2 separate regions of the Mus musculus genome follow, and region 1 is linked to region 2. Evidence: chromatin loops called from intact Hi-C (ENCODE). Cell type or tissue: heart. All regions are shown on one strand.

Region 1 (5,000 bases), 140 kb before region 2:
CTTGATGAGGGAGTGGCCGGCCTTCCACATGGCTTGAGACAGGTCCCGGTACAGAAGGTCATTGTTCTTGTCAACAAATCCTTCCACCTGGTAGAGCACCTGTGAGTGATAGTGACCGCACATGGGACTCACTGCTGGCTCAAGGCACAGGACAGTGTCAAACAATGACAACACCCAGACTCCAACATCAGAAACCCCGGTACACTTGTCACACACTGATACTAAGTTTGCTTCCAGCTTTGAGTTCCATCTCTTGAAGATGCAAAAGGAATAAAAATAAGGTCTAAAATGTCCTTCAGCATTTGTAAGAATAAACTCCAAAAATGCTAACATAACACTTTTTAAAATGTTAGATGGTTTTTGGTATGGGTATATGTCTGAAAATTTTTTTTTTTTTTTGGCTCACATGCCAGTCTAGTCTGCTTCAAAGTAGAAAGGGTTCGAAAACAGATAACATGGGCATTTTCAGACATCCTAAGCAACAGAGAAACAGAGCAGGAATATAGCTTTTAATACTATGGGCCAATGAAGCAAAGCAAAAGGTGTCCTGAAATCAAAGGCAATCCAAGATTATCTCATTTTCAATAAATGCATAACTAAGGAATTCTCCTGTGAAGCTTCCATTCATATTTATAAAGGTAGCATTACTCCAATCAATAATCCTTTCAAAGAAAAATTAGCCTACTATTCAAACTGTTTTATTGAGATCAACTTCCTCAAATACAGAGGAAAAGAATTTTTAACTAGGTATTTCCCCCAGTTTCTCTCAAAATTTCAACTGAAGAATTCTTGATTTTTGCTAAATGTTTTGTGCTTTTAAAACCTTACAGTAGGCCTTTCGTCTGGCACAATTTACCAACCCTTTATCTGTATTATTTGATAGAACAGCTTAAGAGCTAAAAATAATAAAATGACATAAAGACACTTTGTAGTGTTCATTAAGACCGCTGGTTTGTTTTCCATCTTCTTGTGTTAACAAGACGTAGCTCACCGTGGTCCAGGCTCAATTGCCAGTGAGCACTGGCTGCTCTCACTAGTCTCCTACAGAAGCTGTGCTCAGCACACCCTCTCCCAGGAGGCACAGGAGCCCTGGGGACAACATCGTGGGGTACCTTGCCAGCATAATGCTGGATTCTGAAGCAGCTGTGGGGCAGGGTTGTGTCGTTGAGAAAGCGGGAACACTTGCTCATCCTGCTCTCAAAGTGCTGGTGGGTGGCACAGACTTGGTTCAGCTTTTCCAGGAAGGTCTCATCTGTAACAGTGCCGGGTCTCAGGCACTCTTCATCCAGCATGGCCAAGATTCCATTTGTGTTCTGGGAGGAAAGAAATAAAGGTGTTTCTCTGCTTCCTTCTTTGCTATGCTGCTCTAATAATTAGTCCTAGTCATAACATCAAACACAACTGACGTAATTACATGTAAGATTCTGTTCAGCTGTAACAGAAAACAGAATCACAAAGGCCCCAGAAGGCAGCTCCTTTCCAGAGTGACCCAGATGTGTTGGGGTTGGAGTATCTGCCCTTTGTGTCTCCGTCCCCAACAGATAGGACCCAGAGTCACCTCACCCTCAGTACAAAGGAAGTTCACACAGTCAGAAAAGTGTGCGTGGCCTCAAATCCAAAACCCAATCGGAGTCAGAAGCCAACATGGTAGAATGGTGTCTACGTCAAGCTACTAATTCTGGCTCCATCTCTTGTCTTCTATTTGCTTCACGGCTTAGGAAATACATTGGTCTCATGGTTCACAGATTCAGAGTAAAGCTGGGTTTCTGGGGGACGGGAGTAGTCTTGTGTTTTAGGATGTTGTTCTCACGATCGTGCAATCAAGTGCGGTTCAAAACCATTTTAGAATAAAACTCTTGTTCAACAGAAAATATCTAACTGAGTATTAAATATGAGTGAAACTTTACTTGTGTGCTCAGACTCTGTGATCATATTTATTTCAAGAAAGGCCAGCCCTAGACTGAACCAGAAATCAGGAATCTTCTACTTTGCTAACAAAGGCAGTGCTCTTCCTGTGACTGTCCCCAAGGCCCCTAAGTTGCAATTCCAGAAACAATCCAAGCCACTGACCCTTAACCCCTCCCACTTCCAGCAAGGCAAAGGCCCTGCCCTCAGGAGGCTATGATCTCCTCTGACCAGCATTTACTCATTCCACACAAAACCCAAGGGAAGAGCAGGCTCTCAAGTATGTTCACTACATCCCCAGAATAGACATTGTTGTTCACTGGTGCTGGAAGGAAGCACTTCCTTTGAGCTCTGGGTTCTTCCATGAACACAAGTTTCTTCAATCATTGGTACAAGGGATTTTCTGTGAGGTAAGTGGGTACATTTACGTGCACTGCATTTCTCTCCTTTAAGAGAAACAATCAAGCGCCTGCTGTTTGTGAGAGAAACGTCTCATCAGGAAAGGAAAACCTCCACAGCAGAGTCCTCAGGTAACAACATTTGCTTGGGAAAAAAAAAAAAAAAAAACTTCAGGAAATGTATGATTTCTGGATTTGAGGCAAGAGCTCGGAATTCTTTATGTAGATTGACAACATTCCCCTCCTAATGCTGGCCAAAGTTTCCAAAACAAAGTTTATTTTCTATCAGTAAGGAGTGATGATTTGGATTATTTACTGCTTTCCATGCTCAACTAAGTCAAAGTTCATGTTTTTGAGAGTATCTTGCATATTGATGGGAAAACACTGGCCAATCATGTAATTTCCACAAGAGCTGATCTGAGCACAGCAAGTTTGTTCAACACTCAGGAGCAAGAGAGTATTCTGGAAACACAGCACACATCTCCTGGCAGGAGAAATAAGCATGCTCACTGTTTGAAAAGACTACATTAAGGTCAGAAGTACAAGCAACCAACCCTACGGCGAGCAAAGGGGTTTCCTGTTTCCACATAAATGTGGCTTCCGACAGGTAACTCACTACAAGAAACTATACCATGGCCCCAAACCAAAAACTTACAATCAAACAGCTTCCTAAAAATTGCCCAGTAATTTTCCCCATTTTTATACTTTTCAAACTCATACACACTCTGAAAAATTCCAGGTTCTTGGCCACATGCACAGCATCCTCTCATACACATTCTCTGAATTAAATCAAGGCCAGAAATGACCTGCTAATCTAGCTCAGGTTTGTCCCTCTTCCCTCTTTCTACCTTAAACTCAATGGTACAGTAGCACTGGACTATAGGCATGAAATGGGCACATTGATATGTTAAACCTCTAAGTGTCTGCTCTGGTCAGCACACACAGTACACAAACGCTGGTGGCCAAGAGGTCCTAAAAGGGCTGTGACAGGGTAACAATATCAGGGCGTCCTGGCTAAGTACCATAATAAAAGCTGTCCATGCCTTCACTCAGAGTGGAGAATGAGTACATAAGATGACCATAAAGTCTTCAAACAGAGTAGTTCCCATCACACAGAGACAAGTGTAAAATAGGGATGCTTAGTGTAAAAAGGCAGTGAGATCATTTGTACAAGGTTAATTATACTACTAAAAATCCCTTTAATACCGAAGTACTCACATTTTCTATTAGGTCACAAATGATAGCATTGTTGAAGTAGTCAATGTGAGTCCATTCTATGTCCTAAAAACAAAACCGAACAAAATCAAATCCATAGAGCAATGCTGCAGTGCCACCTGAAAACGAACTGCGCCCTGCACCCCCACCATTTCACTCTCAATCCGAAGCTCTCTCTTTACAGAACCAGAGCTGTCAACATCATCTTCCAGTTCCGAAAGCTTCCTCAACACAGCAGCCCACCACTGACATGAACCGACTGAAGCAATTGCCCTTGACCTGCCCCAAGGCTGCTTCCCATTCCACTCTCCCATCTGTCACTGTTTCCCATGCACTTCATGGGCTCTAAGCCAAATATTTACTCAACAGGCCCTTGGGTCAATATTGCTCTGTATATACTTATGATGTTTATAAGGAAATAAGGCAGAACTTGATCCCAGCAACTAAGGTCTAGAGTTTTTGTCATCACGAGGCAAAAGTAATTTTAGAATTAATACTAAGTTCTAACTCAGTTAACTATTTCATGTGTAAAAACAGCCCAATGTGGGGAGACAGTGTGTACCTCCACAGAGCACACCATGGGAAACCTACCCACAGAGCGTCTAACACTAACCAGTGAGGTGGACTGCCTTCCTTCTCTGTCTGCCTAACCTCCATCTCTAGGCACAGACACTAGTTTTCTTAGGAGAAGAAATGTAATTCATATAATAAGTGAGGAATCTGCTTATATTCTCTCAGAAGTATTTCAAGTTAGCCATATGTTAACTCCTGGCAGTGTCTGTAAGATGAGAAGACAGGAAGAGAATGGTTCTTGATTTTTAGGGTATTTATATTACCAGAAAGTTGCCAGAAAAGCACACAACTTTTCTGAAGTAAAATGGCCATTCTAAAACAAACAAAAAGAAATGTTAACAGTTGGTTTAATGGGTTGTTTTACTAAGCCACTGGGGGGCTAGCAATTATCTTAGAAAAATACACACCGTAGTGCATGCATGCCTGTAACAATGGCCCTCAAAGAGTAAGGCAGATGGATCCTGTATTTGGAATATCTTCGGCTACATAGTGAGATTCCTGTCTAAAAACAAGTATCTGAGCATTCACATGTATTAACGTGCACTTCTATCTATCTATCTATCTATCTATCTATCTATCTATCTATCTATCTATCTATCTATCTACCTACCTACCTACCTACCTACCTACCTACCTACCTACCTACCTAACGTGAAACGTGAACTTAAATTTCAAATCCAAAATTATTTTCTCATACTTATGATGAAGTAACCTTTAATTATCTGTCTGTCTATCTAACTATTCATCTTAGGCTGAGACAGGATTATCTTGAGTTTCAAGTTCATTTGGGATACACTGCTAATTTTGTCTTTAAAATGGAATCTAGTGGACTGTTAAGATGGCTCAGGCTGAAATCAATCCCTGGAACCCACACTGTAGAAACAGCTGACTCTCACAAGTTATCCTCTG
Region 2 (5,000 bases):
ACCTGCATTGGACTTTGGGTCTCTTCCATCAGAGTCCCACAGGCTTAACTATGAACCTGGAAATGTCAGCCTCCCCTCCCCACCCCACCCCCAGTTCTGCTTGGAAAACCTTGTTCAGAAACACCCATAGCTTGATTCCCCCAGGTTTGCTCCCACTCCCAAAGTCAATTTATCCTTCTGGAACTCTTGATTCCAATCTAGGACTGGGTCACTTTAACAAACACCCAATGTTACTCCTAAAAACAGTGAGAGAGAGAGATTCACTGTCAGGCAGGGTTCTCTCTCTTACTCCCGTAGGCTCACAGGAAAGCCCAGAACACTTGAAGTCATGACTCCAGTACACAAACCCACAATGAGTGTCGGGTGGGTCTTTTCTTTCTTCTGGGACCAATGAAAAAGAATCTTGCATCATCTTACTCATTTATTTAGCAATCTGATTTCCTGGTGCTTCCCAGGCCCCAAATGTTCTTGGAAAAGCATCCTAACTGAACTGTATGATAACGGAGAAAACTATTTTTTGTCAAAAATGGTTCTATACACACCTAACAGGGTGTGGTAGTGCACACCTTTAGTCTCAGCTCTCAGAGGGCAAAAGCAGGCAGTATCTCTGAGTTTCAGGTCAACCAGGGAATAAACCATGTCTCAAAAAGTTTTTTGGTTTTTGGTTTGGTTTTGGTTGTTTGTTTGTTTGTTTGTTTGTTTTCTTCTTAGACAGGGTTTCTCTGTATAGCCCTGGCTGTCCTGGAACTCACTTTGTAGACCAGGCTGGCCTTGAGCTCAGAAATCCGCCTGCCTCTGCCTCCCAAGTGCTGGGATTAAAGGCGTGCACCACCACGCCCGCTTTGGGGTTTAGTTTGTTAGCCTATCCGAGCCACAATAAAATCCACAGATACACATGCACACATATATCCTGATTCATTGTGAAAAATATTTCAAAACAAAACAAACAAAACAAAAGAAGCCCTCTTCGTCCGTTATAAATAACAAGATCTGCCTTCAGCAAACTCCCATAGCCAGAGCCTAGAACTTCAAGAAAGAACAGAACTTGCTGCACCAATTAGTGCTAGGCCGTAGTATGAACAAAGCACCGCAAATAAACTCCACAGGCCTTTAGACAGAAGGTTGTGTTTGTAATTAACTCCAACGCACTCTCATTACCCCCTCCCCAGAGCTCCACCCAGCCCAGCGCCCTGCAGGGCTCCCGTTCCCAGTCTGGTTTCCATTCGAGCCCCGCCCCCTTCCCCTTGCCTCTCTGGGACTGTGAATCAATCCCATCCCGGGCAGGAAACGGGACCCGGGGCAGCCCCCTCCGCTGTGGCGGAACAAAGGAGCGGAGCGCAGCTGCACTCGCAGGGCGATCCATCGGGTCCGGTCGCCCCTCCGGGTGCGCCGCGGCCGGGGCACACCGCACCTGAACCCCACTCCCCAGGACGCCCCATTGTTCCACCTCCGCCTCCACCTCCGCTTCTCCTTCCCACAGGAAGCCATAAGCTTGTCCTTCCATAGAACCTGGGGCCGGGAAACTCCAGTGGGCCAGAGGGATGGAGGGGGATGCGAGTGGGCCCGCGGGAAGCAGGGTTCCCCAGTGCCCGTAGGTAGGAAGCCAATAACACAAAGTGAGAGAACAACTTAGTTTGTAAGCCCCTTCCCTCTCCTGCCGCCCCCGAAGCCACACGGGGCCGCGATCACCCTCGACGACCTCGAGCGCGCGTGGGTTCACGGTGGAGTGCCTCCGCGCCCCACAGGAGCGCCCCGGGAGCTGATGACCCGGGATTGCAGGCTGCGGCTGAGCCTGGGGCCGCGCGCACAAAGGCACGGGCGGGAAGGGAGCCGGCACGGGGGAGTGCAGCGTACCTCGCCCGGCAACCGCTCGGCCACTCCGTCTCCGCGTGCTGCTCGCTGGCCGCCGCCTGGGGAACGCGGGTCAGATCCGATGCGGGGCTTGTGCCACAGTTGCTGCCGGGGATCCCGCGCCGCTCAGCCGACCGTGCGTTCAGTGCACCCACACCGCGTCCGCCGGCTGGGCTCCGAGTGCGCTGGCTAGAGGCGCGGCGGCGGCGCGGCCACTCCCCTCTCCCGGCGGGGGCGGCGACCTCACCGCCCGGACGCGCCCCTCGCTCCCTGGCCGCGGTTCACCCAGGCGCGCAGGCCGCACAGCGCCCCCCGGTGAGCACCCGGCGGGCGGGGACACCCAGGAAAGCGCACTGGCCCTTCACCTTGGCCACTGCATGATCCGCGAACTGCAGACCAGAGATGCAGAGCCGAACAGCTGCAAGAGCCTGGGCGCGAACCTCAGCAGAGAGAATATTCTTCTCCACATTGCCTACCCTCCTAGGTCCAAGTTTGGGTGCCCAAAAATATCACAAAATGACAATTTAATGGAAGAGAAAATGGCCTGCCATGTGAGGCTTTTATTGTCTCTGTCACTGACATACATATTGAATATACCATTAGGTACTGAGCAATGACTGGCAATCACTTGGCCATGGTAGAGGGTCTGAAGACTCAGGACTCCCAGCTTCTCACTCCAGGTGTCTTCACCACGCTGGGATTCGGGACAAGCCACATGACCCTGGGTCTGGCTTGTTCCTGGAAGAGGTAAGGGTGTTCATCAAACTTACTCATGGGGTGAGGTGAGGATTACATGGCTGGGGTGTTAAAAGCGCGGCAGACACAGTAATTATTACTCATGAATCTGACGACTTTATCCTATAATGAAATAAATTGCCATAAATGGGGCCAGGTTTAAGTGCACTGACCTATATCTGGATACTGTCACTGAAAGGAGGCGAACCAAAGATTTCCAACCTTATATAGTCACTCTGTCCCTCCAGCACAGGCCCCAGGACTTCTCAGAGGCTACCAAGACCCTCCTCTACAAACTGACCTGCTGGGAATTCTAGCATCATTGACGGAACCAGCATCAGTTAGGTCTTCAGTCGGCATGGTAATGGTTTAAGCTAACATATTTTGAGTAGTGGATACAATTTTATTTAATCTTCACAAAAACCTGTGAGGTAAGTTACTTTTCAATTTTTGTTTTTGAGGCCAGGACAAACAAAGTCTGAGAGCTTTTTTTTCTTCCTTCCAGCTTATATACAACTATGGAGAACCTCCACAAATTCTTTGGTACACCTCTCATTGAGGAGTGCCATTTGATTGCCCTCCTCTTGAATACAGGCTGGACTGAATTCTAACAAATGGGATACAGTTGGTGGTATGACCAACCCAGCTCTCTCTCTCTCTCTCTCTCTCTCTCTCTCTCTCTCTCTCTTTCTCTCTCTCTCTCTCTCTCTCTCTCTCACTGTGAGGGAGCACACAGAAGCCAGGTATAGCCATATATTCCAGACTAAGAGTGCCCGCATCTGCTCACTGTCCCAGCCATGTGGCTGTGTGAGCCTTAAAGTTGACTTAGTCACAGTCACCTTATACTACATGAAGTAAGACCTAGAGTGAAACCCCAGCTAACTCAAGTCAGTCTCCAGAAACATGAAGTGAAGGAGGGTTTGTCATTGGTGACTTGGCCTAGTGGTAGCATAAATGATTGCCTCCACCACAGCTGACCAAACAAGCTACCCTAGACCTTGATAACTTAGTACAGTAAAGACACCGCTCTCAGCTTCCAGAGAAACAAAATATAGACCTACTACATGGCAACATGTTTTAATATGTGCCAGATCTTTGGTTCCATCTGCTTATAGCAACTGGGCAGCAACAGGACCTCTGAACCCTCCTGGCCAATCTATCTTCTTCAAAATACAATGACAGGTTCATAAACTATAAGTCAGTGGCTTGCAGAGTAGGGACAGGAAACTTTTGAGTCAGGAGTCTGTGTATCATAGACTGGCTTCAAACTTACTGTAGCCTATGATGATTGAACACATCTCCTTTGCCTGTGCTCACCTCGAGTGCTTAGGACTGCATGCAGACCCCCTGTTCCATGCAGTGCTGAAAATAAGTCCAGGCCTTTACATGTGCTCAGCAGGCACTCTACCAACTCAGGTGAATTCCCAGACTAAAAACTTTTGATTGCCAGATTTCGGTGAAGAGTTAAGGCAATGCTCAGTGCTCTATTTGGAGCAATAAGAGGAAGTCTTAAGGATGCCTGCCCTAAGGAGAGATGGGAACCTAGCTAGGCTAGAATACTTCTGATCTCTTGTAGCAGGGAAAACTGAAGCTTACTTCCTGCTTTTATGTAGTTCTTTAAAAAAAAAGTACTAGGAACTGTTGGCTTCATCTAATAAAGACTGAGAAAATTAACCAAGAAACTACTAGAAAACCTTGCAAAGATCAGCCCCAGAGCATGTCACAATTATTTTTAAAAACACTATTAGCCTAGTTTTCATAAACCCCAAGCTTTCTGAAGACAGACTATAACATAAGGGTTTGAAATCACTTTACCTTCCTGATTGTACTTCTTAAAAGCCAATCAATCAAGAGATTTTAAGAAAAGATTAAAGCTGTCCTAACAGTTGTCAAAAGTTGATAAATCCACCAACTACAAAGTCTTCCCCCCCCCCAAACTTTCTCTTTGGTCTTTTTGGAGGAAATAGAATGTATAAAGAAAGACTATTGGTAAGAGTTCAAGGTGGAAAACATAAATTAGCAAGTCCCAGGAGTAAAGGCATCTAGGGCCTGAGCTTCACCCAACAGACCAGAGCGCAGGCTCCCACAACAGTGGAGAATTGCCAAGCTGTGTCAAGCAGAGAATGAAAGTGTTCATGCCTGTAGGATTTCTTCTCTTTAAAAACATTTTTAGGAGCCAGGGAGATGGTTCAGTGGGTAAAGCACTCTGGCAGGTCTGCTAACCTAAGCTCAACTCTTGGAACCTAACTAAACTGAAGGAGAGACAGGACCCCAGAAAGTTGTCTCCAAACTCCCCAAGTGACCCCTGGAACTCCAGTGCCTCCCCCAACAATAACAGTAATGAATAAGTAAAGTTTTTTTTTTAATAGCATAAAATGTTTTTCAAGGAGTTCGAAAGAAAAGTGACAGAACCG

Evidence for each region. Hi-C counts contacts between places; a loop is a spot of excess contacts. Peaks named below come from ENCODE experiments on the same cell type or tissue, not always from the same donor. Only the 100,000 strongest peaks of a DNase experiment are listed, where the experiment ranks them.
Region 1: it touches region 2 in a loop (4-fold over the local background); 7 of 42 quality-filtered maps call a loop at or near these places.

The regions. Positions count from the first base shown.
Region 1 is chr1:51,778,449-51,783,448 of GRCm38, forward strand. Myo1b (myosin IB) reads right to left here. Exons shown (of 31, transcript NM_001161817.2): 15 at 3,522-3,584; 16 at 1,113-1,313; 17 at 1-99. Among named protein-coding and RNA genes, the nearest start is that of Myo1b, 140 kb to the right of the region's middle. In heart, no CTCF peak of the experiment used is centred here; a DNase peak (open chromatin) is centred at 2,143.
Region 2 is chr1:51,913,907-51,918,906 of GRCm38, forward strand. It overlaps Myo1b (myosin IB), which reads right to left and starts at 2,072. Exons shown (of 31, transcript NM_001161817.2): 1 at 1,855-2,072. It overlaps Gm33795 (a long non-coding RNA gene), which reads left to right and starts at 2,256. Exons shown (of 3, transcript XR_001778914.2): 1 at 2,256-2,598; 2 at 2,835-3,017; 3 at 3,092-5,000. In heart, a CTCF peak has its summit at 2,190 (motif pointing left); DNase peaks (open chromatin) are centred at 1,245 and 2,045; H3K4me3 peaks cover 2,506 bases; H3K27ac peaks cover 1,789 bases.